Regions from separate parts of the Mus musculus genome. Here regions 1 and 3 are each linked to region 2. Evidence: chromatin loops called from intact Hi-C (ENCODE). Cell type or tissue: heart. All regions are shown on one strand. Each heading gives the region's core, and the rest is flanking DNA. Links, peaks and the distances in the headings are about the cores only. Region 1 holds the start of Ces1d (carboxylesterase 1D). Region 2 has its middle 18 kb from the start of Ces1h. Region 3 overlaps Ces1e (carboxylesterase 1E).

The links. A loop is a pair of places that touch in the nucleus more often than their neighbours do. Peaks named below come from ENCODE experiments on the same cell type or tissue, not always from the same donor. Only the 100,000 strongest peaks of a DNase experiment are listed, where the experiment ranks them.
Region 1: a loop joins it to region 2, with 4 times the contacts of the local background. A loop is called at or near these places in 12 of 42 quality-filtered maps.
Region 3: it touches region 2 in a loop (6-fold over the local background); 13 of 42 quality-filtered maps call a loop at or near these places.

The regions. Positions count from the first base shown.
Region 1 is chr8:93,194,064-93,205,055 of GRCm38, reverse strand. Ces1d (carboxylesterase 1D) reads left to right here and starts at 7,252. Exons shown (of 14, transcript NM_053200.2): 1 at 7,252-7,388; 2 at 9,975-10,179. The coding sequence starts at 7,337. It overlaps Ces1e (carboxylesterase 1E), which reads left to right. Exons shown (of 14, transcript NM_133660.3): 12 at 1,715-1,846; 13 at 3,143-3,215; 14 at 3,481-3,838. The coding sequence ends at 3,652. In heart, for the core only: a CTCF peak has its summit at 5,869; DNase peaks (open chromatin) are centred at 5,785 and 7,095.
Region 2 is chr8:93,391,990-93,402,981 of GRCm38, reverse strand. No RefSeq gene overlaps it. Among named protein-coding and RNA genes, the nearest start is that of Ces1h, 18 kb to the right of the region's middle. In heart, for the core only: a CTCF peak has its summit at 4,708 (motif pointing right); no DNase peak of the experiment used is centred there.
Region 3 is chr8:93,211,233-93,222,224 of GRCm38, reverse strand. Ces1e (carboxylesterase 1E) reads left to right here. Exons shown (of 14, transcript NM_133660.3): 3 at 493-637; 4 at 2,717-2,850; 5 at 4,573-4,726; 6 at 7,075-7,179; 7 at 7,978-8,082; 8 at 9,885-9,923. Among named protein-coding and RNA genes, the nearest start is that of Ces1e, 13 kb to the left of the region's middle. In heart, for the core only: a CTCF peak has its summit at 4,184; a DNase peak (open chromatin) is centred at 4,644; H3K27ac peaks cover 1,918 bases.

The DNA of each region.
Region 1 (10,992 bases), core at 1,558-9,557, 200 kb after region 2:
TCTCATACAACTACTTTTACTATATCTCATTAGTTTTGGCAAGCTATGACTCCATTTTTGTGTGCACACATTTGTATATATGTGTTTGTGTATATCTGGTATACACACATGTACATGAATGTTCATATTGTGTGGGCACTTACTTATGTGAGCATGTGTGTGGATACCAGACCTCTGTTGCTCTCTACCTTATATCCTGAGATAGGGCCTCTGGCTTGAACTCAGGACTTGATAGTTCAGCTGGTCTAACTAGTCAGAGTTCTCCAGAGATCCCGATCTATGCCTCCAGCATGCTAGGATTACATCAGCCTGCAATGCCAGAGGCAGGCTATACTGACATGCATCTTGGGCATCCAAACACTCATCCTCACTTTGTGTGGGGCATGTTTTTCCCAAAGAGATATGTTTCCATCACTGTTTCAATATGCTTTAAATTTTCCGCTTAGCTTCAAGACATATTAGTGGCTCAAGACCATGTTTATTTCCAAGAGTCTATCAGTAGTCTAAAATTGTTCCTGGTGTTCATGTCTGGTTTCAAACCATTGTGATCAGAAAAGATGCTGACTCTAATTCTAGTCTTCTTGTGTTAGCTGGGTATTGTATTGCATCCTCATATAGGATCTACTCAGGAGAATGTTCTGTGAGTGCTTGAAAACTATTATTGTTGGGTATAATATTACATGCAAAGCTATTAAATAGATTCTTCCTAAGATACTGATGAAGACCCATTTCCTTAGCAATTTTCTATCTGAATGAGCCATCACTGACTGTGCTATTGTATTGAAGCCCCTTTGTGATATTATTACACCTGACCTCTCTGGTGCTTCAGATATTCTAACATGGAGATGTTCTGGTCTAGGATGCTAAGAAAAAGTTTTCTAGAACAACTCCACATTTCAACTCCCCCTACTGTACACTTTTATGTCTTCGAGATTAGAACATATATCACTTTGTAATGACAAAATTTGGCTATAGCTATCATTTGATTTAGTTATAGCTATAGCTATTATTTGATTTAGGTATGTTTCACAATACCATTGTTTTGTCCCCATACTGAGAATAAGCTTGCTGTACACATCATCATGGCCATTCTGAGTATTGTTCACTGTTCTGTATCATTGACTTTTGTGTCTTCATTTGTCTCATGTTATCTATCTCTATCTTAATGTTTAATGAGGAAAGTAAGACATGGCTAGAGTGGTGAGTTTCATAAGATTTGATTTGTCTGAGAAAGCTGTTATTCTCTCACTTATGAAGGACAGCTTTCTCCAACATTGTACTCCTGAGACAAAAGTAACTAGTGCTCCATGTTTGCATGTATTTATCCTTAGAAATTCTCTCTTTCAGACAAATATCTTGGAAGTGCCTCACATTTTTCAGAATAGGTGGGGATAAAACACTAAGAATGCTTAAAACATGTCTGAATGGAGGACACCCAGCAAGCTGTGGATCATGAAATGAATGAACACTGTGGGTTATCAATGAACAACCCAGTGTGCTTACTAAATGTAGTGCATTCATAAATCCTTTTCCTCACATGAACATCACTGTCTTCTTCCACTAACTGCACAGTGCTAAGCACATCAAGAAGCTTGTGTTGAAGTGTTTCTCTTTTTGCACTGATACTCAGAGGTCTCTTGCATTACAAAGACCTTGATGCCATTCAAGTTTGTGTCTGGCAATATGAATGGTATGTGAATCTGTGTCTTCTCAGATGCCGGAGCCCCCACATACATGTATGAGTTTCAATATAGTCCAAGCTTCTCGTCAGAAATGAAACCAGATACGGTGGTAGGAGACCATGGAGATGAAATCTACTCTGTCTTTGGGGCCCCAATTTTAAGAGGTAATGGTGCTTTGCTGCCTGTGAGCTTGCGATTTGGAGCTTTGCGTTCCAAGGCTTCTGTGGCCTTGAGCATATCTCTCCTCCTCTCTTGATTTTCAATTCTCAACTCAGTGCAACAGGGATGAGCTCAACTCTCAAATTCCCAGGCTTTCTCCCACTACAGCATAGATAAGGAAAGGTGCATACTTCTTAGCAGCCAGCAGTACTCTGTGTCTTAGTTAGGGTTTTACTGCTGTGAACAGACACCATGACCAAGGCAAGTCTTATAAAACAAAACATTTAATTGGGGCTAGCTTACAGGTTCAGAGGTTCAGTCCATTATCATCAAGGTGGGAGCATGGCAGCATCCAGGCTGTCATGGCACAGGCAGGGCTGAGAGTTCTATGTCTTCATCCAAAGGCTGCTAGTGGAAGACTGACTTCCAGGAAACTAGGGTGAGGATCTTATACCCACACCCACAGTAACACACCTACTCCAACCAGGTCACACCTCCAGATGGTACCACTCCCTGGTCCAAAAATATACAAACCATCACACTCTGTATCAAGATTCTGATCAATAATGCACCAAGAGAAATGGCGTACGCGAGTATCCCGTTTGAAGACAAGGATGCCACTGATGCTTCATTCCTCATTCATAATGACATTTCAGAATGTGAGTGAGGATGAGATCATGCTGTTCTTACTCAGCATGACATATCAGAATATGAGTAATGGACAGGTCAGATGTCATGTGCATCAATCTGCCTATAGGCACACCTATCTGTATGTGATAGTTTAACTCTATAGTAATTAATATAATATGTAAAGAAATCCTTTCAGAGTGTCTTTAATACTTCAACTTCCAGTAGTTGCTATAATTCATGACTGTGAGCCACCTTATGGCTTTTTATGATATGCTCTGTAGCTCCCAAGATTATATCTTAGGGCCATTGTACATCTAATTGTGGGCTTATGGGGAATACCATAAGAAAAGATGCAATACCCAGAAATCCCATACACCCTGTGATCCAGAGAATTCTTCATCTGCGGCAATTTCATTTCAAGTAGCCTAGAATTGAACGTGGATGATCACAGCAGAATATACTATATGCCTGCTGTATAGTAGATAAGTTATTCTCAGACAGAAAGTATACACCCGCTAAGCATTGCCCTCTGTAATAAGGCTTTTGATTCTACAGCTTTGATGTAAAAGCCCAAACTTGACTCTTTTAATAATCTCTTGAGTGATACTGCTCTCATTAGCTCATGAACCATGAACTGAATAAAAAAAAAAGATTATTCTTACTCCTCACAGGTGGTACCTCAGAAGAGGAGATCAACCTCAGCAAGATGATGATGAAATTCTGGGCCAACTTTGCTAGGAATGGGTGAGTCTAGTGATGCAGATGGAGCCAAGTTGATGGGTGAGATGAGACAATAGAGTACCCGTAAAGAAGACGTAGCTTTTGAAATTTAACTGATTGGCTCCAACCCTGTGACCTAGGGCTCTGACAATGGTGTTCCTTTATTTATTTTTTTCCCTTTTCCTTTTTGTGGTGCACAGGTCTTTAGGAGAGACAAACCCTATGAATATCACAGGAATGTAGGGGACACAAAACAGCCTTAAGGAATTCTATTTGATTCTGTTCCCAGGAATCCCAATGGACAAGGGCTGCCCCATTGGCCAGAGTATGACCAAAAGGAAGGTTATCTGCAGATTGGAGCCACCACCCAACAAGCCCAGAAGCTGAAAGAAAAAGAAGTGGCTTTCTGGACTGAACTTCTGGCTAAGAAGCAACTGCCGACAGAACACACTGAGCTGTGAATGGGAGACTCTGTCAGCCTCACCCTCAGGGGAGCCCAAATGAGACTACTTTACATGGAAGATGATTGTGGCCAAGGCTTTGGGGAGACTGCAGAATTGTGTGGTGGGAGTGGACAGAGGCCAGAGAGAGAATATTTGCACATGTGGACTCAATTTGAAAAAATAAATTTTGTTCCATAAGTCAAATCAATATTGTAGATTGGAAATGAATCTAAGCTTCTCAGAGAGAGGCAATGTCATATGAAGATGGTTCCGCAGAAAATCCATTTGTGGTATGATTATCCAGAAGTCTAAAGGAAGACAAGTACGGGGGAAAGAAGTAGGGATTTTGGCATCAATACATCAATGCATGAAGAAATTTAAAGGGTTTGGTGAGCTGTTACGAAGAAGTGGAGGCTAATAGGAGAGTAATAAGGTCCCTGGAACCACAGATGCAAGGAGGAGTCACACACATAGTCATTTCTTCGTGTATATCTATCATAAGTTTATGAGAAAAATCCTGAGTAGGTATGAAGCAGAAAAAAAGGCATAAGGCCATGCTCAGAGTTTCTTATCCTAACGAATGAAATCTGTAAGGAAAAGCACAAGGCTATTTTATTTTATTTTATTTTATTTTATTTTATTTTATTTTATTTTATATTATTTATTTATTTATTGCCTCTGAAGGCTTGGTGAAGACTTACTGAGGCTGAGTGGGGAAATTAAGCGTGTATCTTGGGGATAATGGTAGGAAACTGTCCTGGGTAGTGTTACTAGCTGTCTTTTGATGTTCAGGAAGGGCAAGGTCACAGAGAAATCTATAGAACCATGGAATTCTCTTAGAAATTCTGGGAACTGGACTGGATACCACATTTAAATTAGCAGCTCCTGGACACCAAGTCTCAGAAATCTTACTCAAGAAAATAAAATCATGGGAAAGACCCCTGTGAAGGGTGTGTGCACTGAGCAGGGTATGAGCCCTTTGGAATAAGCATAAACAAAGCACCGGCTAACATTAGCATAGTCTGGAGGAGGTGGTGGACTGTGGTAGCTAAGGAGAGCACAAAAAATCCTATACTCTGTACATCCTATACTACTTGCATACTACACCACAAATACTCAAGCTCTTTAAAACATACACACAAACACACATGCACATCCCCCCCCCCACACACACACACACATGCACACACATACACCACATAAAAGAACCAGAATTGGGGTTTCATCAGACTAGCAAAACCCAACCACACTCCTGTTGATTCACAGATACCATTTATTCAGTTTTTCTTTCCTTTCCTTTCCTTTCCTTTCCTTTCCTTTCCTTTCCTTTCCTTTCCTTTCCTTTCCTTTTCTCTCCTCTCCTCTCCTCTCCTCTCCTCTCCTCTCCTCTCCTCTCCTCTCCTCTCCTCTCCTCTCCTCTCCTCTCCTCTCCTCTCCTTTCCTTTTCTTCCCTTTTCTTTCCTTCTTTCTTTCTTTCTTTCTTTCTTTCTTTCCTTCTTTCTTTCTTTCTTTCTTTCTTTCTTTCTCTCTCTCTCTCTTTCTTCCTTCCTTCCTTCCTTCCTTCCTTTCTTTCTTTCTTTCTTTCTTTCTTTCTTTCTTTCTTTCTTTCTTTCTTTGGTAGGCATTGTATCAAATATTAAATGCAAAAATGACAGACTTGGAAAAGAAAAATTCCACTAACAAGAGACAACATGATCAGCCCATGTTGACTGAGTGTTGGACACAAGTGTTGGATCAAGCAGACTGGAAATTTCAAATAAGTGTATAGGAAAAGCACACGCCCTGCAAGTGGGGTGTCTTCAGCAGAGACAAAGACACAATTAGAAAGAATTAGAGTCTGAAACTGCTACTCTGGGAGAACTGCTTCCACCATTTTCATATCTCATGAGCTCACGGCAAAACTCTGCCTGGGAGTCAGCCTCGAGAGTTTGTTTCCTCCAGACGAAAAGAAAAACAAGCAAAGCAAAGCAAAAGAAAACACAAACTCACAACAACCTACTGAGAGTAACGTGCAGCACGAATCCAGCCAATAAACCCAGAGTAATGTGCAGCAGGAATCCAGCCAGTAAACCCAGAGCGAGGCAGTGTGATTGAGCTGGAGACTTGCCAGTACACCCAGTGGCCAGTGGCCAGGAAGGATACAGTTTTAGTCTACCTCTCCCCCATCACACTCTGTGTCTGTTGTGCCAGCACCACATATCACAACTCCACTCCTCCTAGCGGGCAAAACAAACCTGTGCATACCACCCTGATGTATACCACCACCAGTTCAGCCCAGGTATGGCTGTAAAGATAACAGTGATGCTGCCTGTGCCAGCTTATTCTAGTGATCAAGGTCTCTGAGGGGTTTCAAATGACTCCAGTCACAAAGTACCCTGCTGCTCATGGTGAGAAACTCAACTACAATTTGTGAGATTCTGTGCTCTCCTTCCACTGTGTGAATTTAAGTACATTCATTGATGAAATAGAGGGAAGAGGGAGAAGGTTGAAAAATTCCTTAAATGAAATGAAAATGGAGATACAACATACAGAACCCAGATAAAACAGAAGTACTTCGGGAGGAAATTCTATATCATGAGTAACTACAGTCTCATGTCTTTAAGAAGATATAATTATGCATCAAATGGACTTGAACCCTTCCAGAGCTGTAGAATGTCTATTATTTTATCAGCTCACTACTATTTTACGTCAACTATTTTTTTCCAAAATGGATCTGTCAAAGAGATTTGATCTTAAAGAAATTAAAGATTTCTAAAATCAAACAAATAACTTAGTAATGCATCCTGAGAACTTAAAAATAAATGATTAGATGAAAGAACCAAAATACACACCAGAGGAATGAAAAGAGGTACCCAAACATGAAAGTATGAAGAGGCTACACTGCTGGAATAGGCTAGGGTCAGCAATTGCATAGATGCACTGACCCACCTGCTGTTGTACACTCCCATGAAAAGGGAGGCCATGCGCTTTGGCAATGTTTGAAGAATCAGTGTGTACGTGTATGCATGGATGGTTAGAAGCAAGGATTGTTGCCAGCGGAGTTTGTTTCCTACATGAACATTATGTCCAAAGGTTCTTTCTCTGGTAAACTTCCTTGAACCTAAGTATGCACCGTGCCCAGCCAGGTCACTTGGCAGGAATACTACAAACTTAATTTAGGAATCCTCTAAAGGTTGGTAGAGTGTGAGTTCCCTTCCTAACTCGAGAGTATGGATTCTAAGACATGCAGGTCCAGGAAGGCTGTGAAATGTGTCCGTCCTCACATCCCAGCTGAGCAGAGCTTTGTAGAAGGACCCCAGAACAACACTTCCCACTACCTGCAGGCACCTGGCTGCTGCTGTCTGCTCTTGAGAGGTCAGGGTGCACTGAATTGAGGTGAGAGTGCTGCAGGGAGAGGTGCTTATGTAAGAAGCTGTTGGATGGGTTTCTGGCCACTTGTAATCTGAGTACTGGGCACTGACTGTTCAGATAAAAGTGGGTAAACTCCTAGTGGGCGTGGCTTGGAGGGCCCAACTGACACCCAGAGAGCTCTTTGGAAGGAAGAGTTTTTTTTTTTTTTTTTTTTTTTTTTTTTTTTAAGCTTAGATTACATAACTGAGCTGGTTGAGCAAGACTTAAGGAGGCGGGTCCCCTGGTCCACAACAGAAGCATTGCTAAAGCAGCAGATAGCTCAGAGACCCACAGAGCCCTTGTCCTTCCACAATGGGCCTCTACCCTCTGATATGGCTTTCTCTTGCTGCGTGCACAGCTTGGGGTAAGTTCTTCTGGGTTACAAATGTCTGTGTGTACATTTTCAGTCTTTGTTCTGGGCACAATGGGCAATGCTGTGGACAAAATAGTCCAGTCCCTTGGTGAGTTTTGCTTTCTGCACTTGAAGGGGTGCATCAAAGTCCGAAGAACTTGACTCCCACAGAGACAGAGAGGAGGATGGACACTGGGATACCCAGCTATAGGAGGCACAGGAGAGCTGAAGAAGGATCAGGCTGCTTCCCTGTGATTCTTTGTCAAGTTGCAAGCAGGTCAGAGAGAGAGAGGCTGAGCAGAACATGGAAAGCATAAACTCAGGAGCCAGCCTTATATCTGGCTCCTAATCAATAACTCCAACTTGATATCCTAAAGTTTGCAAAGCCTGGGTGATACAGTGACTAGGGAACCCCCACCTTTAAAGCAGAGATGACAGGAGTGCCTTTTTCACTGAGGACAAAAAGAGCGGTTGCTTCTGCTCTGGGTCCAGAGGGTAAGTTAGGTTAAAAGGTAGGCAAAAGGTTTGGCTGAAAACGTAATGGATTAATAAAAATTACAACGTGCTTAAATCAGACAATTGAGATGATGGTGTTACACTGAAGCTCCCACAAGGCAGGGACAGGTCACAGGGATGGTGTAAAAGAGGAAACAATGAGGTTAGTCAGGAGGCCAGGGCAGCGGAGAGACCGGGCAAGCAAGAGCCATTGTTGTAGTTTCACCTGAAAAGAAGAGAGGAGTGAGGTGGCATGGGGTGGAGGGGGCGGTTACATGGAGTTCTTTGGGAGGTTTGGGGGATATAGGACTTTGTTTGGGTTTTTTGATGACTAGATCTTAGAGATCAGGACAGGTGGGTGGCCCAGGCAGGAGACTTAGATAAGGTGGGGGATGGGACCCACATTAGTTACACCCTGGGGATTCCAGTTCCCCCAGCCTGTAATGTCACCCTGTTTTCACCTTTTTACAGTCAATGCTTGGTGCTTTGAAATCTTGCCTGCTCTCCTGGCAAGGCCTCTTTGAGAAATTATGTAAAGAGAATGAATGTGCCTGGGCACAGAGCAAATGTTCCGTATTGCACTCTGATATTACACAATTTTAAATACATAACTACATAATATTTGTGCCATTGCTGTATATCCACTTGACGCAGGAATATGACCCCAGATAATCTGTTTCTACCCACTTCACGGTGGACCATCACCGAGCTGACAAAGCCTACCCCAGGCGTTTCTCCTCAGGCTTCACCCTCCTTCACCTCTTAGAAGTGCTGAACACATATCAGCATCTTATCCCATTCTCCATGGTCTTTCAGAATATCGTAAAGTAGATTTTGTATGTACATGTCTACCAGAAAGTTCATCGTTCTTTGTAATAACTAGTAACAACAACTTGAATATTCACAGTATGCATCTGGCTGTTGATAGCATGTGACATAGAGGCTGGATTCCAATGAGGAGTTTTCAGTTCTAGTGACCACTTCCCACTAAATTTGGAAATTTCCTGTCTTTTCTGGCCACAAGCTTTGAGGAAGAATGACATCTTGTCTAAATTCAAAGGCCCTACCCAATGAGGGATGTTCTCACAAACTGAGGCCCCTGAGGTCAGACAAAGAGGACACCAGGGGAGCCATGACCAAGTGTCTATAAGTCCACCAACCATGTAAAGAAGGACCAAGTTGGTTTGTGCAGGTCCCACAATGGATAGAAGAAGAGTGAGGATACTGCAAAGACTGTCTGTTCTACAAGAATAGAGGCAGTAGGGTAAATGTTTTTGATGCCCAGTCTCTCTTACCTGGAAGACCATGCTCAGAACCCCCAAGAAGGTTTTAGAAGTGTGTTGTCTGCTTTACCACAGAGCTATTTCTGCTGCTTATTTGTTTGCTAAGTAAAATCCAGCCCCTTACTCAGTCCTCCAGGGTCTTCCCTGGTGTGTTCTTTCTCTTCCAGGATTACCTTTCTCTGTCCTGGACTCCTCCTGGTGACAGTCATAGGGCACCCACCCTTCCCAGCTTGGCTGTGTGCTGTCTGTGAGCCACAGCACCCTTTCTCATTCCTGCAATGTCATACCCACCTCTCTCATCCCCTTAGCCTCTCCCCACACTGTAAGTCACAACCCTTGTGTGACCAATCAGGAGACATCACTTTCTCTTCCAACTGCTGTATCCCCTTCCTGGCTCTACCCCAGGACAAAAATCTTATGCATCTCAATATTAAGTCGAGTGTATCTGTTGCCATGCCTGCAAGGTGAGCCCTCCTGAGGACAGGGAGGGCTCTTGTCCATCTTCTCACCCAGCTCAGCAACAGGATCCTAGTGGATGAACATTTCCAGTGGAAACCAAAACTCATCTTCATACTTGGTACCTCTCTTTCTGTAGTGACTTAGGCTGGATGCTTTTAAGACACCAATACACGTTAGTCTTTAATCAGTCCTCTGAGATGAGAACAATTGTCTTCACTCTAATTTTATGTAAGAAGCAAATGAGACCTGGAAGGGTTTGGGTGACTTTAGCAATGCCATCAGTCCTGAAGTGACAAACCCACCAAGAATCCAGGTCTATCTTTTCCTTACTGATGTGTTCCTATTTTCTCCTGTCCAACAGGGTACCCATCCTCACCACCTGTGGTGAACACTGTTAAAGGCAAAGTCCTGGGGAAGTATGTCAATTTGGAAGGATTCACACAGCCTGTGGCTGTTTTCCTGGGAGTCCCCTTTGCCAAGCCCCCTCTTGGCTCCTTGAGATTTGCTCCACCACAGCCTGCAGAGCCCTGGAGCTTCGTGAAGAACACCACCTCCTACCCGCCTATGTAAGCCCCTGGGGTAGGCCTGTTTCAATATAAAGGGGATGAAGATAATTTATTCTTCTGTCTTGAACCTTGATGTTGCTTGAAAGTGGGTGAGTGGAACTACATGAGTGACAAGAACAGTTGAGGGTGACTTTAAGTTCTCATGCCTAGGTCTATCCAGCCTCCTAGTCACCACTGAACAATCCTTTCCCCCTGCCCCACTCAATCTTTGAGCCAATAGAAAAGCCCATCAAGTCCAGATAGCCTAAAGAATGTCAGTGCAGTCAGTGTTTCTTCTCTTGGCAAGGTACTTGTGAGGATTGAAGAATTCCACTCCTGGTGGTGTCCTTACTACTGCATGCTTTTCTCCTAAAAATATCATTTGCTATTTTTTCCATTCTGACTGCAAATGTAAGGTATAAATACTGAAAACAGAAATGGCAGAGCAATACATAGAAGCAAATGTAACAAAGTTAACAATCAGGTACAATCCAATTCCTCAGAATCACTGTGAGCATTTGAGGTCATATTTCCAGTCTTATGTCTGTGTATGTCCTCCCTTTATACAGACATTATGAGTATGGAAAATATGGGTGACTATTTGCACATTTATAACACCGATATTATTCTACATATCAATGTAACAGCCAATATATAGCAGTTACATTAACTGGATATGAAATTAGACTGTATGCATCCAATCTTTTATTTGGGCTAAGTTCTTTCTATGTTATTGACAGTAAGACAAAGGTGATAAATTTGTAACACATAATCACAGGAATTTGGGGAGAAATGTAAGAAGTGACATTTCTGAGTCAAGGAGTAGAAATTTGA
Region 2 (10,992 bases), core at 1,611-9,610:
ACAAAAGAATAATCATTGGCATGAATATATATGAAGAGTTCCCAGCCTCACAGAGGATTTGTGTTCTGGTATCTGTCTGCCAGGCCAGGACTCTCAGACAGTCTCATGACACCATGGCCATCAAACATCAGGGCCAAGATAGATCTCATATATTCAAACAACATAAAACCATATTAAGCCAGACAGTGGTGGTGCATGCCTTTAATCCCAGCACTTGGGAGGCAGAGCCAAGCGGATTTCTGAGTTCAAGGCCAGCCTGGTCCACAAAGTGAGTTCCAGGACAGCCAGGGCTATACAGAGAAACCCTGTCTCGAAAAACAAACAAACAAACAAACAAACAAACAAACACCCCAAAAACAAACAAAAAAACCGTATTAAATAAAATCTTCATGGACACAAATGTAAGGTTTATATTTAACAGAATTGAATTCAAACATCCTTATGTAAAACATTTATGATTGGCAATTTTAACACTATCATTAAATCTGTACTAATTGTGTTCATAGGGTGGGGAATATAAATATTGATGAAAATAATTAATTTCAGCTTAACATATACAAAAAATGTATTAAAGAAAAATAGCTTTGAGCTGACTAGGTTTTGCAAGACACAGTTCCATAGTACTCACAAGACTGAAGCTTATGTACAAGGAAACCTGAGTCAAAAATCCATATTGAACTTTCCAGTTCCTTCATTCGACTTCAAAAAAAAAAAGATCATTTTTTAATTCTAGGTGATGATGTATCTTGAAATGCTGACACTTGATGACCCTTGAAATGCTGGACCCAGACCCAGGTCACGTGGTCAGAGCTCAATTATACTGTGAAACTCCTATAGTGCTCCACATTGGGTAACCAGCCTGACTTGCTGGGGAGACTGGTACTGGAACTGACATTCCTTTCAAATAAGCAATTGAAAATTAAATACTAAAAAGAACTGGGAAATAGCTACTGACAGTGAGCTAAAACATGCACAAGGAGAGCAAAATTACAAAAGAAAAAAAGGGGAAAAATTGAATTAAGATTCAAAATCAATCCCAGTCACAAATAAACTCTTTAAAGCAGAGAGCCTGTGAGCATGTGTTGTGTGGGTTTCGTTTCTAACGTGTGTGTGTGCGTGCACGCACATATAGAGTGCTTCAAATGGGGCTGTTCCTTTCTCTATGTTAGCACTGCATAGAGGAGGGTGGGGCATCACTCACTTTTTACAGCCCAAAACTATTTCAAAGCTCTTCCCCCACCACCCAGCCTGAAGTCCTTGGCCACACCCATGAAAGACTGCAGCAGGTGGGTGTTGCTACAGTAAGTGCTTATGCTGGGTTTCCCACACCATCTTCCTCCTAAACAGAGGCATGTGCTGCTGAGAGGTGATGGGTTGGCCTCTGGAAATGTAGTCTGCATATCAACAGGTTAATATTCCACAATTGCTCCCATTCAGCTGCGGAGGAATCTCCTCTGCTGGCATGCCGTATTGATTCCCCTCCACAGGGTTTCAATCTGATCCACAATCCTCCATTTGTTCTCATCCTGCAGACAGTGGACAATCAGCTGAAGGATGGATGTCAGGCTTTTTCTGTCCCATCGAATCTAGGTAGACAATACTCTTCTTCTGTAGATCAACCACCAGTCTCCACTAAGCATGCAGGTGATTGGGTACCAGAATAAGCTCCTTTGCAAAGAGATTAACTGCCTGGGTCCATCTTTTGGCTGACTGGAAGCCCTCACACTTTAATTTTGTATAAAAGAAGACATTAAATGTATGCAGTGCAGGGTGACTTTGACTTTAATTTCTTTCCATGAGAAGACTCATGTAAAAATTGATTACTTTATCAGTGAGTGCATACCATGTGTGTTCTTTTGTGATTGGGTTACTTTACTCGGGATGGTATCCTCCAGATCCATCCATTTGCCTAAGTATTTCATAAATTCATTGTTTTTAAGAGTTGAGAAGTACTCCATTGTGTAATGTACCACATTTTCTGTGTCCATGGAAGGAGTTACAAAGTATGGAGCAGAGACTGAAGGAGTGATTATTCAGAGACTGCCCCACTTGGGGATCCTTCCCATTATACAATCACCAAACCCAGACACTTTTGTGGATGCCAACAAGTGCTTGCTGACAGAAGCCTGTTATAGCTGTCTCCTGAGAGGCTCTACCAGTGCCTGACAAATACAAAAGTGGATGCTCACAGTCATCCATTGGACTGAGCACAGGGTCCCCAATGCAGGAGCTAGAGAAAGGACCCAAGGAGCTGAAGGGGTTTGCACCCCCTTAGGAGAAACAACAATATAAACTAACCAGTACTCCCAGAGCTCTCAGGGACTAAACCATCAACCAAAGAAAACACATGGTGGGACTCATGGCTCCAGGTGCATATGTAGCAGAGGATGGCCTTGTTGGTCATCAGTGGGAGGAGAGGCCCTTGGTCCTGTGAAGGCTCTATGCCCCAGTGTAGGGGAATGCCATGGCCAGGAAATAGGAGTGGGTGGGTTGGTGAACAGGGGGAGAGGGGAAAGGGTAGGGGATTTTCAGAGGAAAACCAGGAAAGGGGATATTTGAAATGTAAGTAAAAAATATCTAATAAAAAAATAAAAAAGACCCCCCTATTTCCCCCCCCCCCCAAAAATTGATGACTTTGCCACTGAACCACTGGTTGTCCTTTTAGTGTCTGCCTGTCTCCTTGAGTGATTTGTAGTTTGAAGGCAGAAGTTAAGAACTCATCTTGTGACCCTGGGCCTAGCTCAATTCTGATTTCCTTTACCATGCCTGTGACACCAGGGCTGTGGTCTAGTCCTCTGCCCTCCTCTTGATCTGCAAGAGCCTTTTCCTTGACCTCGGGTATTCAGATGTTGTTGATGCTACCATTGTTGACAGTGTGTACTCAGATTTGGACCTGAGCTCCTCCAGAAAGTCAGGCTGGGGGTGGTGTCCCTCCCCCCTTTAGTTAGTTAGTTTGTTTGGTTTTTGAGGTTCATTCCCCATCTCATGGGTTTCATAATGTTTCTCCTCTGAGCACCTCTTTTCACTTTTGGCCGGCAAGTGTTTTGCTCTTATGACAACACAGGCAGTTTGTTTTGGCTGGGGCTGAGTTGCTTCATTCAATTCATCTGCCGTTCCATGCAGCCTCCTTTCATGTTCTTTGTGGTGTCCTCAGGGCTAGTGAGAGTGCTGTGAGGGCCAGAGTGCACAGGATCACCAGGCTGAAAGTGTTCTCACAACCTTCAGTACTTTTGGTTGTGGTGTTTCTGAGCACCTTCCTCTATGTGACAGTAGGGTGCTTGTGAACCTCTCCACCATGCACAACACTTCACCTCAGTTACAGCCTCGTCCTGAGGGCCTTTGGCACTCTTACTGTTCTACCTGTAATCAACCTTCATCCTGGGATTTCCATATCTGACTCTTGTCAGGCTTTTCAGGCGTAGGCTCTATTTCACCCTGCAACCTGTTATTTCCTCTTTGACCTTTAGCTGGATACTCACAGCCCATGGTGTGTCATGCTGCTGGTGAAATGACCAGGTAGATGGTCTATTTGGATTACATTCAATTAGGTACCTGCTATCTGCTGTGGTATAGTCTTTAGATGTCTGAATCAAAGAACATGACAGCAGGACTCTCGTTGGATGCTCCTGGGTTGTTGTCCTCTCGATGGGTGAAGGATCACCTAATCCACATGGAGGTGTTTTATACACACTGGATATGTTGATCCAACCTCAGGCACTGGTGGAGAAGAGCTCAGATTTCCTTTTTCCCAATGGAGGTCACCTTTGACATTGCGGTCAGGCAGAATATGAAGGTAGATGGACATGACAGCTTCAAGGAGTACTTTGCTCTTAGTAAATGGCTCAATCTAATCATGTGTGCAAGGAGACAGTTCACCAGTCTACCTATATAAAAACTCCATGGAGTTCAGCCACTGTCATTTATGTTGGGGCTAAAGTGAGATTCCAGGACACAGTGAACTTCTGTAGACCCTGAAATTGTGGAAATATCACTGGTCTTCATAGCCAGTTGCCCCAAGACAGCAGACTTTGGCAGTGCATGCAGGGCACTGGAAGCAAGACTGTTGCATGCCTTGGCTGTTGCCCTGACTATGAAGTTCTAGGTTCCATTGCTGGTTGTGATGCAGTTTGAGAGAAGAATCATGATAACATCTTATGCTTAGTGGAGACCCTGACCACCATCATCTAGTTTAAGGGGCTTAAAGGTCCTTTCCATCTCCTAAGTTCCTGTTGGTTTGTGGTTCTAGAGGTTGAAGCAAACCCAAAGTCAACAAGGAGGGAAGAAATATTCGGAGAAACAGTAGACTCATTACATTTCTTTCTTTTCCCTGAAACAAAGTCTAGGAGAGAGATTTGAATCCTTGGCAGGATTTGTACACATGTACCTTCCCCTCTGACGAACAGAGGATTATACTTAATGATGCATTTTTTTTCTTTCTTTTTTTTAAAAGAGAGTCTTGTGATCTTAAAAAATTGCTGATTGTTGCAAAATATTTCATTGCCTCAACTATTCCTACACAGACATGGATCACAAGATTAAACAGGCTAACTCCTAAGTACTGCTATTGTATGAAATGAAAATTTAAAAAGAAAGAAAGAAAGAAAGAAAGAAAGAAAGAAAGAAAGAAGGAAAGAAAAGCTTTAAATAGAACCCTCCCCTTAAACATTTTAAAATCTTATTCGTTTAAATCACTACTTCACCTGTGAATTTCTCACAGTCCAGCAGGTGGCAGAAAACATCAGGGAAAATATTGTTTACAAACTTCCTGGATTGTTGGTGATAATATTGCTGAACTTAGAATGGAAATTTTTGTAAATATCTTAGAACACACACACACACACACACACACACACACACACACACACACACACACCCTTTCCTCTGTAGCATTTGAAAAGGGAAACTGTATAATTTATAACCTGAAAATTGATTGACAGAATAGAAGCTGGGGCTACAGTTTTGTTTCTTTTTTTTTTTAATTTAATTTTTGTACTTTTTGGTAAAGTTCTTGAAGAGCCTCAGATAAAGACAGAGAAGAGTTTGCCTGAGGTTGTCAGTGCCCGCTATTCTCCTGATATCTTTTGACTGTGGATCCTTTGCCTAGTTCTGTAACTTAATTCTCTAATCTTGGTTAGTAGTCCAAGCTGAAGCTTCTGCTTTCTCCTTTGCTCCCGGAGAGAGGTGGAGAGAGCTGCATCGTGTGTGGGCCCTGTGCCTGTGACACCGCCCTTCCTGGTGATGTTGATGTAAATAATGCAGCTTCACGATGAACTTCTTTCCCCAAAGCTGGGACAGAGCCATTCCAACACGGCAGCTTTGCCCTGATAATTGGTGTTCTATATGTGCCTGCTTTATGCCCCCTAGGAAGGGGAGGGATGGAGTAGAAACCATATCACGACACTTGACTGTGTCAATATATGAGAAATAGGCTGAATATGTAGCCCAGTGTAGGAGTGTTTGCCTAACATATGCAATGGCTAGATTCAACTCCTAGATGAACTAGTCACCTAGCTTTATGAATGGGCTGGGGTTCAGTGCTGTCCTTAAAGTATGAATAGGACAAATGTTGATCAAGAACAGTGTGGTGGAAATACAGCCATGAATATACAGGTCAGTGTGACTGACAGCATGCTTTATTTTGTTAACATTTCCGAAGCATACTCAAGGACATAGAGTGGGGCAGCTTTTATACATTGACCACCACCAGGAAATACCTCTCCTAGTCCTCCTTTCTCTATTTTTTTCTTTTTTGAAATAAAAGACATTAATAATGTCTTTATTCTTTGAGAATTTCATTCAAAATATTTTTGATGTATTGGTTCTTTCCCCCCAGTGTCTCTCAGATCATCCCTCCACCTTACCCACTCCAATTTCTTTCTCTCTCTTAAAGAGTCCCATTTCTGTTGGCTGACTACTAATCCTGGGGCCAGTCCAGGAGTGTGGTTGATATACCCAGTATTACTCTATATCAGTTACTGTTCTGTTGCTGTAATAAAGAAATGTGAACAAGGAATCTTGTAGTAGAGTGTATGTGGGGTTGCAGTTCCTGAGGGTTAGAATCCATAATGGGAGGCAATGGCAGCAGACAGCAGGTATGGGGACAGAAGCAGGAAGCTGAGATCTCACACACTCAGCCGCAAGCACAAAGCTGAGACAGCAAACCGGGTGAGTTTTTAAATTCTCAAAATCTTCTAGTGACATACACCTTTCAACAATGTCACACCTACTAACCCTTCCTCCCAAACAGCAGCTGGCAATAAAGTGTTCAGATGCCTGTCTTAGGAGAATATTTCTTAGTCACTGCATCACAAACTCCATTGAGGATAACTGATTTTTCTATCTTCAAGAAATGATCAATTGTGAATAGCTTTTTGGCTAGGAATGGGATTTCATGCCCACTCCCCCTACTCTGTGCTTGGATTCTTGTCTAACTTGAGGTTGCATAGGTCTTCCATAGTAGGTCTTTCCTTTGCTGCCACAGTCCCTGTGAGTTCATATGTACATATACCCTGTTGTATCAGGAGAACCGTTCTCTCGAAGTTGTCTACATCTGTCTCTCATAATCTCTTGCTCTTCTACAGTTATCCCTGAGTTATGGAAAGAGGAGCATGATATAGATATGCCAGTTAGGAATGAACACGACAAAGTCTTTCATTTTCTGCGTATTGACCAGTTGTGGGTCCGTGTGTCAATTACTATCTACTGCAAGAAGAATATTTTCTGATGAGGGTTGAGTGATGCGCTTGTCTATGGGTATAGCAGTATGCAAATAAGAGTTATTTTATTTCTATGTTCCTCTAGCAGAATGTTTTTCTTCTGGGGCCCTTTATTATTGAGCTTCAAGTTGACCTTATTATACTGTCATATATAGCATATGCATATGTATATGTATATAATAAAAGCTGTTGGATATTCCATAACATTTGTGTCACTATTGTACCAGTAGACACATCTTGCTGGCTAGTTGTTATAGTAAATTACAGGGCTTGTAGATGGGTGGGCTTAATAATTACTTTTCTAGTAGCATGTAGGGCATCATTCAACACTATTACTGCTAGCCAGTAGGAGTGACTCTTCCAATTGAATGCCAGATATATTTCTTCATCTTCTCTGATGTAACTATGGGATATGTTCAGCAATAGGGTTTTACTATCAAGTTTTAGATGATAAGTAGCAGGTATTGTCAATAGTGTATGATGCTTGTGAGGTCTATTAGACTCCATTGGTAAACAACTCAAAGAAATGTAAGCCATCTATGAACTGGGTATTTTATCTGATAGCCTATGATATCTAGTTTGAAGAATTTCCCACACATTATATGTTAACTCTACTTAAATACCCTTTATATGTATACATTTTAGGAAGTGTCTACTGTAGTACGTTTCCATAGAGATCTTCCAAACAGCCTTTAGTTACTCTTCCTCATATTCCCTTCTCTACTCTGTCCTCCCACTCAACTCTCAGAGGATCTAGGTTCAATTCCCACCACCCACATGGTGTTTCACAGCCAGCTGTAACTCCAGGTCCAGGTTATCTGATGCCCTTTTATGGACTTTACAAACACGAGGCATACACATGGTGTATAAAAATATTGCCAGGCAAAAATCCCATACACATTCATTAAATTTTTTAAAACTAGTTAATTTAATGACTTGAAGATTTTATCCATAAATATTTACACCATTTCCACCCCTCCCCCCAACTCCTTGACTATTCTCCAACTCCTTCTCAAACTCATAACCTCTCCTTTAATTATTATTGTCACATACACACATTAGTTTGTGTGTGTGCACATGCAGAAAGCCTAATAAGTTTATTAGCTATGGCTCACGTGATAATGGGTGACCACTTGGGATTAAATAACCATCAGGGGAGCTGATCCCTGAATAAAACATGTTCCCCCTCTTTCAGCAACTATCAGTTGCCTGTAGCTCTTCATCTATGGGTGGGGCCTTGTGAAATTTTCCCCGTCTATGTTCGTGTGTTCATTGGTATGGTCATTATACAGATCTTCTTATGCAACAATGTTGTTGAGGTTTCCTGGGTGGAGCTTTCCTGTTAGGCCTAGACGATGAGATCTTATTGTTGACATTCTTGCCGTCTAGTGCTTATAACCTTCCTGTCCCTTCTCTGTGATGTTCCCTGAGTTTTACATTGAGGGTTGTGCTGTAGATGTAGATGGATTGAAGTCTAGTCTCTTAAGTTATTTGTTCTCTGTATTTTGACCAGTTATAGATCTCTATAGTAGCTTCTGTCTGCTTCAAAAAAAATAAAGCTTCTTTGGTGATGGGTAAGAGCTACATGTATCTATTGGTATGAGGATAAGGATTTAGAACACAGTTAGAAACTATGTTAACTTAGAAAAAAATGGCAGTACTAGGTTGTCCTATAGGGCCTATGACCTCTTTATCCATGGGTAGTTGGCTAGGCTTACAGTAGCAGGCATAGATTACCACAACCTGAATAGGTCTTAAGAGCAATTAGACAGCTGTTGGTTATCTCTAACATATGTTTCCCTATATCATCATTGGGGATATCTTATCAGGGTAGCTATTGTCATGTTTCTCAAGATTTACAAGGAGGCAGGACTGCCACGCTCTCCAGTCGAGTCAGCTTGACAGATGAAAGTCTGGAAGCTTTCTCATGAGGAAAAGAGTTCCATGAAAAGCTCCCTCCTGGAGTCTGGCGAAAAGCCATGTTCTCCAGTTAGGCCAGTTGACAAGCGGAAGTTTGGAAGCTGGCCGTGAGGAAAAGAGTTTAAATGAAACTCCCTCCTGGAGTTTGGCCATCCTCCTAACCCATAAAATTAATTTTCCACTCCCGCGTTAGTCTAGTGTATGAATCCACGTGCCCTCTATTAAGCATTACCCTATTATAAGCACCTTTTGAGATTATATTCTGACATAGCTAAAGCCTTTCCCAGTGTTCCAAAATTCCAGATTACAGCAAGGAGTTTAACCTATTCAGTAACTAATTAAGCACTACAATAAATCAAAGCCATTATCTCAGTTGTCTGCAGAAAGAGCCTGGGAATCTCACTGAGATAGAAATCTTTACTACAGGCTACATTCCATGCCAAGAGCAAGTTGATATACTATCCTGATAAATAGGGAATTCTCCAGACAAGGTAAAATTTTACAAGACCTAGGAATTTAGAGCTCCGTGACACCACATTATTCTTGAGGCCTGTCAAGAGTTAAAACCCCCTGGTGCTTTTAACACTAAAGTGTGAAACTCTTGCCTGGCACTAGGCTGATCCTAGGCAGGGATGCTAATCTCTATTGTAAACATTTATCTAAATTTCTGCAAATTCCTTTAGCAGTAATCTTGCTTGTATCTGGTAACTTTCAGTGTACCTTGTCTTATTTGTGATTTGTAACTCCTGATAATTCGCTGTAATATAATAGTCTAATACTCGACCAGAGATTACATTCAGATTCAACACCTCTCTTGTGTGCATCTGTTTGTCAATTCCTACGCTTTGCCCATCTGCTCGAGAGAACCTGTTCCACGCAGACACAGGGGCCCAGAGGGTCTGCGGCACAGGACTACTGATTGCTTTTTTCCTTTGACAACTTACACAACACCTTCCAATTCTGTGAGAGGTAGGGAGGGCTTCTGGGTTAGTTCCAGACAAAAGCTTTCAACTTCTTTGTCTGAAGTGTGAGGTGTATTTAGCAACAGATTTTTACCTTCAACTTCTAGGAGGCAATGGTAATAATCTATACTGTTTTGGCAGCCTCTTTTTCCTGTTACTACAACAGGAATAACTATGTCAGGCTGTGTTCTTCATGAAGAAAAGAGGTGCTGAACTTACAGTTCCCAAGGTTCAAAAGCATGTGGAAGTTATCTGGTGATATCTTTGGAATTCCTCATAGCATACAGTGTTTTAATGGTGGAGGCATGTTCAGAAAAAATTAAATAATAGAATAGAAAGTAAAATACATGAGAACTGTTAGAATTAAAGTAGCAAGATCTTGTAAGACTTGTATTACTCTCTTCCAAGGATGGTATCCCTAGTGACCCAATTATTTCACATTGATTCCACCTCTCAATAAAACCATCCTGGGTTTGAGCCTCCAGCAATGAACATCTGGGGAACATATTCAAGCCAGGTGCAAAGCACAGCAGGTATGATGTGACAAAAGGCAAGCACATGTATCTGACTATCATGTATAACCAGTGCATATCCCTTTTTATAATTATCCTTAAATATCTATTTAGCCCATGGACTCTTCATGCATGAGAAATAATTTATACAACAGATGCTTTTAAGTAAATTGAAGTTATATTTCTGTCAGTGCATATGCTAGAGCCTCAATTTAACTCATTTATATATTTTATAATTTATATTTTATCATATAAATATAATTTATATGACTGACAATAATTTTACCTTTATACATCTTATTTTGCTCATAAGTTCTTGGTATTTGCCAGAAACTTTTCAGCTTTTAAATGAAATATATGCACATAAAGAATATTTATCCCATGTCTTGATGGATTCTTCCAACTATGCACCCGTGTATAATTAGCATTTGGGTCAAGGAATAGTATATGAGGTGGGACAAGATGTCTCTCAGTAGAGATACCAGCGTTCACCTCTTTCCCTAAGGGATAAAGAAATGGGCATCTAGCTGCATGGTAAGATGAGTGGCCAGGCCAAGAACAGAGAGATGGAGGCTGGTGAAATGTGAAGGGGATACACTAGCATAGAAAGAGAAACAGGGTGTCATAGTGGCATCATGGTCTTTCCTGTAGGGTGTGTTGATTAAAGAGTAGGAGTCTCAGACAACTTGCAAATTACACACACACATATATATATAAACAAAAAGGAGAGATAATGTTTGTATGGCAGGATGGAACACAGAGAAGGAATTCTCTCCCTCTCAGGGGACTTGAAGCATGATGTACTCAGGAATCACAACTCATTCATTCATTCATTCATTCATTCATTCATTTATTCTTTTTTTAAAATTAAAAATTCACATT
Region 3 (10,992 bases), core at 1,151-9,150, 180 kb after region 2:
TTATCAGTGCATGAAGCTGAACCGGAAAGCAAGTCTTTTTGAGATGCTGTTGTCTCAACAGGTTTGCCAGTTGAGAGCATTTCTGTGACTGATGGCAGTCACCCAAGACTAGTCCATGTTCACCTCGTAGAGAACCTCAGTCAACTTTTCAGCCCACGGTACAAAGCTCAGCAGAGCACAGGACCCTGTCTAGCCAGTGCAAGGAGTGTCCTCTCCAAGGGCAAGCCAAGCATATGAGCACCTATGTTCTCTTTGGCCAGGGCAGATCTAAGACTCTGGGAAGGGAGGTATAGTAAGTTGTTCACTTGTTGTAGGACAGAGAGACTGCAGCCCCAGGGTGCCATTCCCATGGCTCCTGGGGTATCTCCATTCCAGTGTCCCCATGGGATGATAATAACTTACAGAATTACAACTCTCAGAGCAAGGTTGATACCAGGTAATGTTTCCAATTTGGGTCTGATGAAACCTTGGGTGTTCTCTCTCCTCTCACAGGTGCTTCCAAGACCCAGTGACAGGGCAAATAGTCAATGACCTCCTAACTAACAGAAAGGAGAAAATTCCTCTCCAGTTTTCTGAAGACTGTCTCTACCTGAATATTTACACTCCAGCTGACTTGACAAAGAGTGACAGATTGCCAGTAAGTTGTTGATCTGTTCTAACCTTCTGAGTTTTAGCATCTGGCTCTCCCGTACAACTGGGAGAGCTTAAAATAGCTAGAGGCAGGGGCACCACAGGAATGAATTGATTCAGAGGCCCAGAGCTTCCGTCAATCATAGGAAACATTTTTCCCTTGATATTTTTCCTAGGAACACCAAGCAATGGTACTTGCCTTCTAGGTACACTGAAATCTGGGAATGTTGTTTGTGATGTCACACGTCGTTGCATGAGTCTCCAAAGCAGTACAGCATTGAGTCGCTTCTCTAACCCTCTGTGACTTTGTTTCCTCGTGTACTAAACTGGTGCTTGGGGACGATGGCCTTATAGCTAGAATATAATCTTCTCTGGTTTTCTCACACAAATAGAAGGAAAAACTGATTACCTATAGTTGTTTGCCAGTCATCTGGTGGCAGTTCCTTTGCCCTAGGAATTGTGAGTCAGTAAGAAGAAGAACTGCTTCTGAGAGCATCCGTGGCAGTAACTGACAGCTAGGGGCAGATATCCTGCTGTGTTGCAGATGTTGAGATTGCTTCTGGAACTGGAGCTATTAGCTCTATGATGACACACGTTATAGTTCTTTGTCAGTTATAGAAGTCAGAGGCCTCCTTCCCCCAGTGAGTAGCGTCTAAGCCTCACTCTATTCTCTGGGCAGGGACTAGCACTGTAGCTTCCAATTTAGTTAGTTGTTGGGAATCCCCAGCACTACAGCCCAGCAAGCGTTACAGATTTCAGACCTGTGTATCGGGATTACCCAGCCCCTGATAGCTATTGCTACTGTTCCATCCAGGAACAAGAGAACTCTCTGAAACTTATAGCAGACAAGACCTGTTGCTTCTCTTCTTTGGCTTTTGTGGTCTTATTCCTCTCCAAACCTTAGCTGTCCACACTCTGTAGTCTTTATTTCTCTGCTTCCTCTTGCATCTGTCCTTGCTATTCTCTGGGATATTTTATCCGCCTCTCTCTGCTATAGCTACTATAGTGGCTGCTGTTTCTAGGGTGGTAGCTATCACTGCATTTTGCTACTACTGATGCATCTATTGATGTTGCTAATGTCACACCCCCTGCTGGCTCTGTTACTGCTGTGCTTCTGATGCTGCTGTAAACTTTGCACACAGCTGCACTGTCCCCAAATGTCATGATGTCTGCTTCTGGCACTGTAGTAGCTGCAGGGTGTTCCTAGGGCTCTGATGCTGTCCTTTCTTCTGTCACTGATTCCTCTCCTTTCTTCTCATCACCACTTTAGCTAACTGGACTAATGAAGGATATCAAGATAAAGAAGAGGGACAACAGTGTAGCTTGGTGGTAGAGTAGCTGCCTGGATGCTCAGGGCCTTGAGTGTGATCCCCTGCATCACAAAAAAAAAAAGACTAGTTAAGTAACATCCACTCTAGAGAAGCCGTTGAGCCAGAAGCATTTGAGTAAGTTTGTTAGCCTGGGCTACATAGCAAGTACTGGGCCAGCTATCATTATTCTGTCTTAAAAATCAGACCCTTATCTGAGAGAGAAAGAGAGAGAGAGACAGAGAGAAACAGGGAGAGACAGAGAGAGGCAGAGAGAGACAGACAGAGAGAAAGAGAGGGGGGAGAAAGGGTGGAAGAAAGGAAGAAGAGGAGGACAAAGCTCAGGGTGGGACTCACTAGGTCACTTGTTCCTTCATCTTGTTGCACTCAGCGTCACCATCTGCACAGTCAGTCTTTGAGTCTGAGAATGATGAACTTGAGCCACTGACAATAAAGCCCTCACATGAGGAGGGTGGAGTGCTGGGGTGAGCATAACATCACTGGCCTCAGATGTTTCTATGATGATGTTTTCAGTTTAAGGAGGCCTGTAAAGACAGGGCTCGCGAGTCTTTGAAGAAAGGCAAGAAATGATGGGGAAGATGACATTCTAGGCCAAAGCATGGTAGAAAAAGACTGCCTGTTGTAGCCTTGTTTGGTACTAGTATGGCTTCCGTGATGTCAAAGTTGAGTCAGCTTAGATTTAGGCACTCAAACTAGACAACTTCTAGGGCCCTCCAGGGGAGCTTTCTGATGATCTGTGTTGCTGCATCTTTTTCCAGGTGATGGTGTGGATCCATGGAGGTGGACTAGTGTTAGGTGGGGCATCAACCTATGATGGACTGGTCCTGTCTACGCATGAAAATGTCGTGGTGGTGGTCATCCAATACCGTTTGGGCATCTGGGGATTCTTCAGGTAGAGTTTGAACTCTTCTATAACTAGCCCTCCAATATTAGTCTTTTTTCTTATTATATATCAGAATACCAGATCAATACTTGTGACATGTATAAGACAAATATTATTGAGTTAAAAATTTTAGAGGCTTGTCATCCAAGATACATTTTTTTCCTTCTGTTGGAGGTCTGGTGTGGGCCCTCATATTGAGATCAATATGGTAGAGGGACAGAAACGGAATCTTCAGGATGCAGAAGAGATCACCCACGAGACAGAAAGCTGGAAAGAGATGGCTGAGGAAGCCTTGCTATTTTTATACCTGGCTCACTAGGGAACTAACCCTGGTGCCATGAGATCACCAAGGGCAGTGTACCCAGTGACTTAATGGCCTTTCACTGGACCTCACATTTTACAGGCTCTAGTACTCCATCATTTTTTTGTATGAACACATCCAAATATAACTGCCAGAACAAAGATGCCAGGACTCAGTTCTAGTGATGCCAAGCATTTTAGAGACCTCTGTCCGGCTTATTCAGAAGGCATCCTGCTCCTCCACTAATGGACCTCACCTATCCATTAATTCTCCACCTATTACACTTGCTTCTCAGCTGATTTATGTGTTGTTCCCTGTGTGATTCCAGGCATAGATAACAGCTACTTCTGAACCACCTTTTGCAGAGTGGGCACATTGCTGTAGGGGATGCGTTGAGTTATGGCATGCTTATGCTATTCTGAGCAGGGGGGAAGAAACCAAACCTTCCTCCTTTCCCTGCATCCCACTGTGCTGACGCTGGCCATGCTGACTCCTGCTTGCTTGGCATAAAAGCCTGGAGGACATTTTGGACTCCACTTTTTCTTAAACTCAACATCTAACCAATAAACCAGTCCTTTTGGCTCCACCTTCAAAAAACTGACTTCATCTACTTATCATTTATTCCTGTCTTCCACTCTGATTAAAGTCTTACGGTTTAGGACTGGAGTATTGTTATAACCAGTGGGTTTTTCATTGTTGTTGTTTTGTTTTGTTTTTGTTTTTGTTTTGTAAACCTGTTACTTTTAAGGCATGAATTTTCTACAGAGTAGCCAGAATGCTATGACAAACAGGAGTTAAATCATATCTTGCTCCTGCAGATCATTTCCATACATGTGTAGAATCTCTTGCCAAGGCTCTCAGCACCTGCCCTGGCTGTGTCTGCTGCTAGCTACACCCAGACGTTCGTTTCCACGACCCCAAGGTCCTTTGTAGCTAATGCTTCTTATAACAAGCAGTAATATTTTATGATACCCATAAGCCTGCATGATCATTTTACTCAGGTCTCTATTAGCTAGCACTGCTCCCAAGAGGCCTTTCTTGGTCCTGCAGTCTGAAGTATCATTCACAGTTGCCCCCTCCCATCCCTACATCTTTCGTAAGTTAGATTTATTTTTATTTTCAAAGAACTTTCATTACTTGATACTCAAACCTCTTCCCACCTGTTCATGTTCACTATGCTCTGTAGTATGAGCTGAATACACTCAGAAGTTGGGGGTTTTGACTGTCTTGTTTCCAGATGAGCACTAACTAGCTCCTAGGCAACACTGCTCCTGGAAGATTGAGTGTAGAGTCCCAGATAGCATATTGCTAGAGAGATGAGAGGCTGATGAAGACATGTATTAGGCCTGCAGAGCACAACTTATTTCACTAAGAGCTCCCAGCTTACTTCTAGCTCATGACATATCTATTTTTACCCTGGTTTCTTTCAGCACAGGGGATGAACACAGCAGGGGGAACTGGGGTCACTTGGACCAGGTGGCTGCACTACACTGGGTCCAGGACAACATTGCTAAATTTGGAGGTGACCCAGGCTCTGTGACCATCTTTGGAGAGTCAGCAGGAGGTGAAAGTGTCTCTGTTCTTGTAAGTATTCCTGGCACCAGGCCTTACTAAGTATGATATCTGCTGATAGGATCCCTTGGAGACCAGATAGCCCAGCCACGGGGAACTTTGTTTTCAATGCCTAGATTCATGTTTGTATGTTTATTGCTCAGCATTAGACAACGGAAAACTAAGAACCAAACACTCCTCTGCTTCTAAGAGGCACTTTTATGCCCTACCATAAAAACGCACCTGCTATATATTATTTTTCTTCTCATGAGACTGAGTTCTCTTTCTCTTTGCACAGCACATTAACATACAATTCACTTTGTTCGGGGGGGGGGGGAGAAGGTTGAAAGTAAACTACAGATCGTAAAAGGGAAGGGCATGAAGTAGTTCGGGCACCACTATTTGGCTCCAAGCTAGACATATACATTGAGGGAACTAGAGCACTTGGAGCAGTCAGGGGGTCATCTTAAGTAGTCTTGTGGCTTCGAAAACCCAATAAAAAGGGTAGCAGTGTCTGGGACTGAGGGTCCAGGTGGGAATGGAGAGACGGTCGTGAGGAGGGGTGGACAGATGCTTCCCCAGGGAGACAGGGAGACAGGGGTCTCAGACACATTCTGATTATATGAGGAGTCAACTTGGTGTGGAGACAAGGAGTGGGAGATGCTGTGGGGATCTATGGAAACTTCTAGGAGTCCTCAGTGACCTGCCCACTCCCTGAGAACTGATCAGAGTACAAACCCATCACCATAATTTTCAAACATGTGGCTGAATATTTGAGGAAAAATGGTCTCGTTTTCCTCAGAGATAAGGGAAAGTGCAGATGAATTCAAAGAGGACATTTGGATGTGTATTACTGCAGTATTTCCACAACCTTTATCCATCCCTGCATGTATCGACCACCTCTCTCCTGTAAACCTGCCTTCCATCCTCTCTCCTTTCCATTGTATATGAGTGTTCCTGTGGCTCTTTCACTTATTTATGTTGCATAACTTTTTTAAATCAGTTTTTGAATGTTAGTTTAATTCTGCCATGATTTCCCCTTACATAACTAATATATAGAGTTATAGCGTCTACCTTCAATTCTGACCCTAAAGAAAATCTAAAAACTAGCTTTAGCTTGTACATTCTCTATTTGCATACTTCTACACATGGGCTATTTTGGAAACTTTATCACATAGGACTATTTTGTTCATTAACTGAAATATTTTGGTTCAAGGAAGAGAGTCCAAGTTCTTTTTCATGCTATCGCCTTGATGAGATAACTAAATATTATAAGTAATCTCCTAATTTATACAAAAAGCATTGCAATTCATTTTCTTTATTAGTTCTTGAATTACAATGTTTTTCACATAATATATTGATTTCATGCTTACAATCAATAACTTTAAATTCCTCCATATATTATGTACAATGTGATGATAAATTGGAATGGGTTGAAGGACAAATCTAATTGATTTTAACATATTTACATGCATATTGATAATGGAATATGCTTAAGATGAGACTTACATACTTGTTATTGATCCTACTTTTATTTCATTGAGATCTCATTAGAAACAAGGAATAATTTTGATTTCTTAGTACTTTTTAATGTTTTATCTGTGGACTGTGACATGATATTTTTGGAGAAGTTTCCATTTGCAGTTAAGAAGCCTTTGTATTCTCTACATCTTGGGTGGAATATTTTGAGTAAATCTGTTAAATCCAGTTGATCCACGGCATATTTTAGCTCTGAGATTTCTTTGCTTATTTTTAGTTTGGAAGACCTTTCTTAATACGAGGGTTGCATAATTAAGTCCTCCAATATGTTTGCTTCATATCTTAGGTGGCCTTTCATGTCCCTTAGTGATTGTTTTATAAAATTAAGAGCCTCTAAATGTTTGCTTATAATTGTGGTGCCTTCTAGATAAATTCATCCTTTATTAATATGTAGTGTTCCCTATCTCTTATAATTAGCTTTAGTTTGAAATATACTTTATCGACTACAAGGGTATCTATGCCTGCTTGTTTCCAGTTTCCCTTTGTGTGGTGATCTGCTTTCTCTGCTTCAGAATTCAGTGTGTGAACACCCGTCTGTTAAAATGGACTTGTCTTTCAGTTTTTTCTTCTTCTGACTCTTTGGCTGTTTTCTGTGAATGTTTCCAGGGGGATGTCCAAATGAAGTTCAGCCACAGGGTCAGGTAAAATTTGGTGCTGGCTGCCACGTGGGGCTACTGAGGCAATCCCACATTGGCCAGGAGCCAGCAGAACCAGAGAACCAGGGGGGGGGGGGGCTTCACAGGGTCATCAAGGTGATCAAACAGAGTCCAAACGCTGGTCCCACAGAATCCTGTGAGTGAGTCACTGAGTATAAAGTCACCTTCTCTACCTGTCTCTGCCAGGTGTTGTCTCCCTTGGCCAAGAATCTCTTCCAGAGGGCTATTTCTGAAAGTGGTGTGGCCCTCACTGCAGGCCTGGTCAAGAAGAACACCAGGCCTTTGGCTGAGGTAAATTCTACCCAGTGCTGTTCCTGTGTCCTTTTGTCTTCTCTCCTCACAAATCTCTTTTGCTATGGGGTACAGTTGACATTTTCAATGGCTAGAGCTTGTTTTGGGCTCACAACTAGGCCAAGTTCTGCAAGTTCTGAAGTAATTTTTTTTTTTGAATCATGTTCCTAGACATCCAACAACTCAGTACAAGTTTCGATATGGCAGCAAGCATTTCCCTGAGTACATCATATAGGTAATTTTTCCTCATAGGAAAGATATAATTCATATTTGGGTGGCAAAAGACACCTGGCCAGAGTGTGGAGGCAGTAGCTCTACACAAGAGAGTAGAATTCTTGGTTCTTTTTCCTTACCACACTGGCTTCTCTTAACACATCCACACTAACAATATTATGTTCACTTAACAAATTAGTTTTCATTTTTAAAACAGGGTCTGACTATGTAACCCTGGCTGCCCTAGGACTCACTCTATAGACCAGGCTGTCCTAGAATTCTCCAAAATCTGCCTGCTGCTACTTCACAAGTGTTGGACTTAAAAGAATGTGCCACAACACCTGATTCCACTTAACAGATTATAAAGCAGCACAGGCTTTAAATATTGAAATAGTCTGTATCAAGTCCCAACACTGACAGAGGCATCACTCTGAGGAGCCCAGAACCCACACCTGCTGGTACTGAGAATTTGGGGCAATCACGTATCGTCAGTAGAAACTGGGTATTGGATAGAACCCTAGGCTGTATTGACAGAGGTATAAGTACTACTCTTAACCTTTGCTTGTGGCCTGTGATCTGTTGAAGAAAATTGCTGTCATATCTGGTTGTAAAAACACCACTTCCGCTGCCATGGTTCACTGCCTTCGCCAGAAGACAGAGGAAGAGCTCTTGGGGACCACACTAAAATTGGTAGGTGAAATTGGTTGGCCTCTCCCAGTGCTCCCCAACCTTGTACTTTACCCCAGACTTCTTCACTTCATCTCTTCTGCAGTTTTGGAGAAACTACTTCGGGATATTCTCTTGCCTCTTGGCAATAGTGGCAGGCTTCTGTATTATTGTGATTGTTTTTCTTTCTCTCTCTTTTATAATGGAAAACTATCAGTGTTTTTTCATTATAAAGTATCATTTGGCTGATTTAGAAGCTATCTAAATTATAACAGTTATACCTTCTTTTCCATGTTTCAGGAAACTAGTTCTTATATAGATTCAATGATAATTACCTGCCTAACCATTCATTATCTTCCATATATCCATCCCTCCATTGAATTCACTGAAACCAGTCCACCAGTCTAGTATAGATATCGGTTGAGTCCAATATGGCTTTGGGTCTTGGATTCTAGTAGACCAGGCTCAAAAAATACTGAAGTCTATGTTTTTCAGAGTTAAAGATCTGCTGTCTTCTTTTTCTCTTTGAGATCTGCTGTCTTCTTTTTCTCTTTGGATTTCTGAGATGGCCTCACTATGCATCGTTGGTTGTTCTCTGAAAATTTTCTGTTTCACCATCTTCAGTGATGGTATTACAGGTATTCTCCTTAATAAATGTTTCACAACTATTTGAGTATCCAGAATGGAAAAATATGTCTTCCAACCACAGGTGTACCTATCACCTACAGGATTACTTTGTATCTTTGGGAAATTCCAGAGAACCTAAGATCACATGACATTTTTCTAAGAGTTTCAAAGGTGCTTCTATGACTATTCATTGAGAGACAAGAAAGGGGGGTAGGAGAGGGAGAGAAAGAGAGTCAGAGAGAGACTGAGTGAAAGGTCTACCTTGGTTGGTAGACCCATAATGCAGTTGCTTTCCATACATGGGTCAGATCCATTAGAATATGTCACATTGTAATCACACTGAACGTGACGAATGTAAAACACAGGAAAGCATGCAATAGGAAGAATTTCAGTGAGCATGGGCATTGGAGTTTTTGAACACAAGACTAGAACATTCACTTCAGGGATGTGTTGTGACTGAGCCTTCCAGTAACTAACACCCATGACATTCAGGAACAGAGAGGAGTCAGGATGTAGCTAGAGCCAGATGCTAAGATCGTACTTAGCATTTGCCACTCTCTATCCCTCTGTTGGCCATTATTTCTGGCTGCCTTCTCTATGCGGGAGGTTTGTTTTCTGGAAGGCTGAAGATAGCATCACTCAAGATCTATATGGCATCTCTTTAGAAGCCAACTTTCTCCAAATGTTATTGGTGTATTTGGTATAAACGGTACACTATCTTGTAGGTATCTTTGAACTGTTCTTTATATTTGGGGGCATGACCCCATGGCAACAGGAGTCACCTAAACTTATGACATCAGAAGGAAGAATGTTAGGGCTAGGCAAGCATTATCTCCTGACACTTCAGTCCTTCTCAGCCCATCTTACAATCTCCCTGCAAGTCCCCATATACTCCACATACAATCACATTGTTTTCACTGTATCTGCAGAGGAACGATGGGGTGTTATGAAGAACGCATAGGTGGAAAGATGAAGAGGACAGGTACCCATAGTAGGTTCCTTTCTAGATCTCCAATGCGCGCGCGCGCGCGCGCGCACACACACACACACACACACACACACACACACACACAGTGCACATAGACAGAGAGCACTGTAGGAATCAGGAAGGAGAGACTGGTCATACCCTAAACCCAACTCAGAGAATCAGCTTGGCACCAGGATGGCTTCCTAACACAACCTCTGTCTTATCTTCACAGAATCTTTTTAAGCTGGATTTGCATGGAGACTCCAGACAGGTAAGGATTATCGCTTTCAGGATTAGACCCCTCTTAAGTTTTAACAGTGCTTTCACTCCAAATAATAAGACTTCTGTTTGTGGGATTCTGGTTATTACTGTGTGTGCATTCCAGAGGCCAAGACAGGCGAAATAACTCATTCTCTTGTCAGTTAGCGTAGACAGAAAGACCATAGACTAGAATTGAACTTATTCCCAACTCTCTGCGGAGGGCTGTGATCAACAACTCTGTACCCTGGGGCTATTTGTCTCCTTGCCCCTTTCTCATACATATTCCTCATTCTCAAAAGGAGCTTGCAGGGACAGGCTTCACTAGAACATCCTGCTATCAGGAGGCTGAGATGCCACTAAAGGTTTTGTAAAAGGAACAGGCTGATGAGTCATGCAGGGAAGAGCCTAGAGTTTCATTCTCCTATGACCTGAGAAAGTCTACCTGCCATTTCTTCCCTCCTGCCTTTTCAATACCCAGCTATTGCCAGCTATGGTCCTGTCCTCTGTGTTTATCTTTCCACGGATCCCAGAACTTCCTTAAAGGGTCATATGGGAGTGAAATGAGAGTCTTTCGGGCATCCAGTAGTGATTTATTAAGGGCTTACTTTGTGTCTGGAGCTGATTTAACAGCCAGGACATGACAGTAAAGTGCATATAATCTACTGCTTTCTTGGACACTTCTGTCCTAGTAGGGAAGTTATGTAGCAGAAGAAAAAATATGGAATAACATATGTTTTCTATCTATTAGAATTAAATTGGGAGGTATGGAAATGAGAGGTGGGAGCCAAGTCGGAGTCCTGTAGGCCTAGCATCCCATTTGCAGTAAAGCTTTATCTTCTTGTCTCATCATTGATAATCACACATGTCCACCTTGTGGCCTATTTACTGCCATTTTTTCAATGTTTGCTGCTTTAAGTTATTTCTCTGCTTAAGATGCTCTAGAGCATAGTGCTACTGGTAAGTCCATTGTCCCAAGGCATGACAGGCTGTGACCAACTTTGGGGAGAAAACATGAGCAATAGCTGGGCTTCTGCCAGGCCTGAGTTCTGGTGCCTTTTGACCTTGAAGTCAGTGTTGAT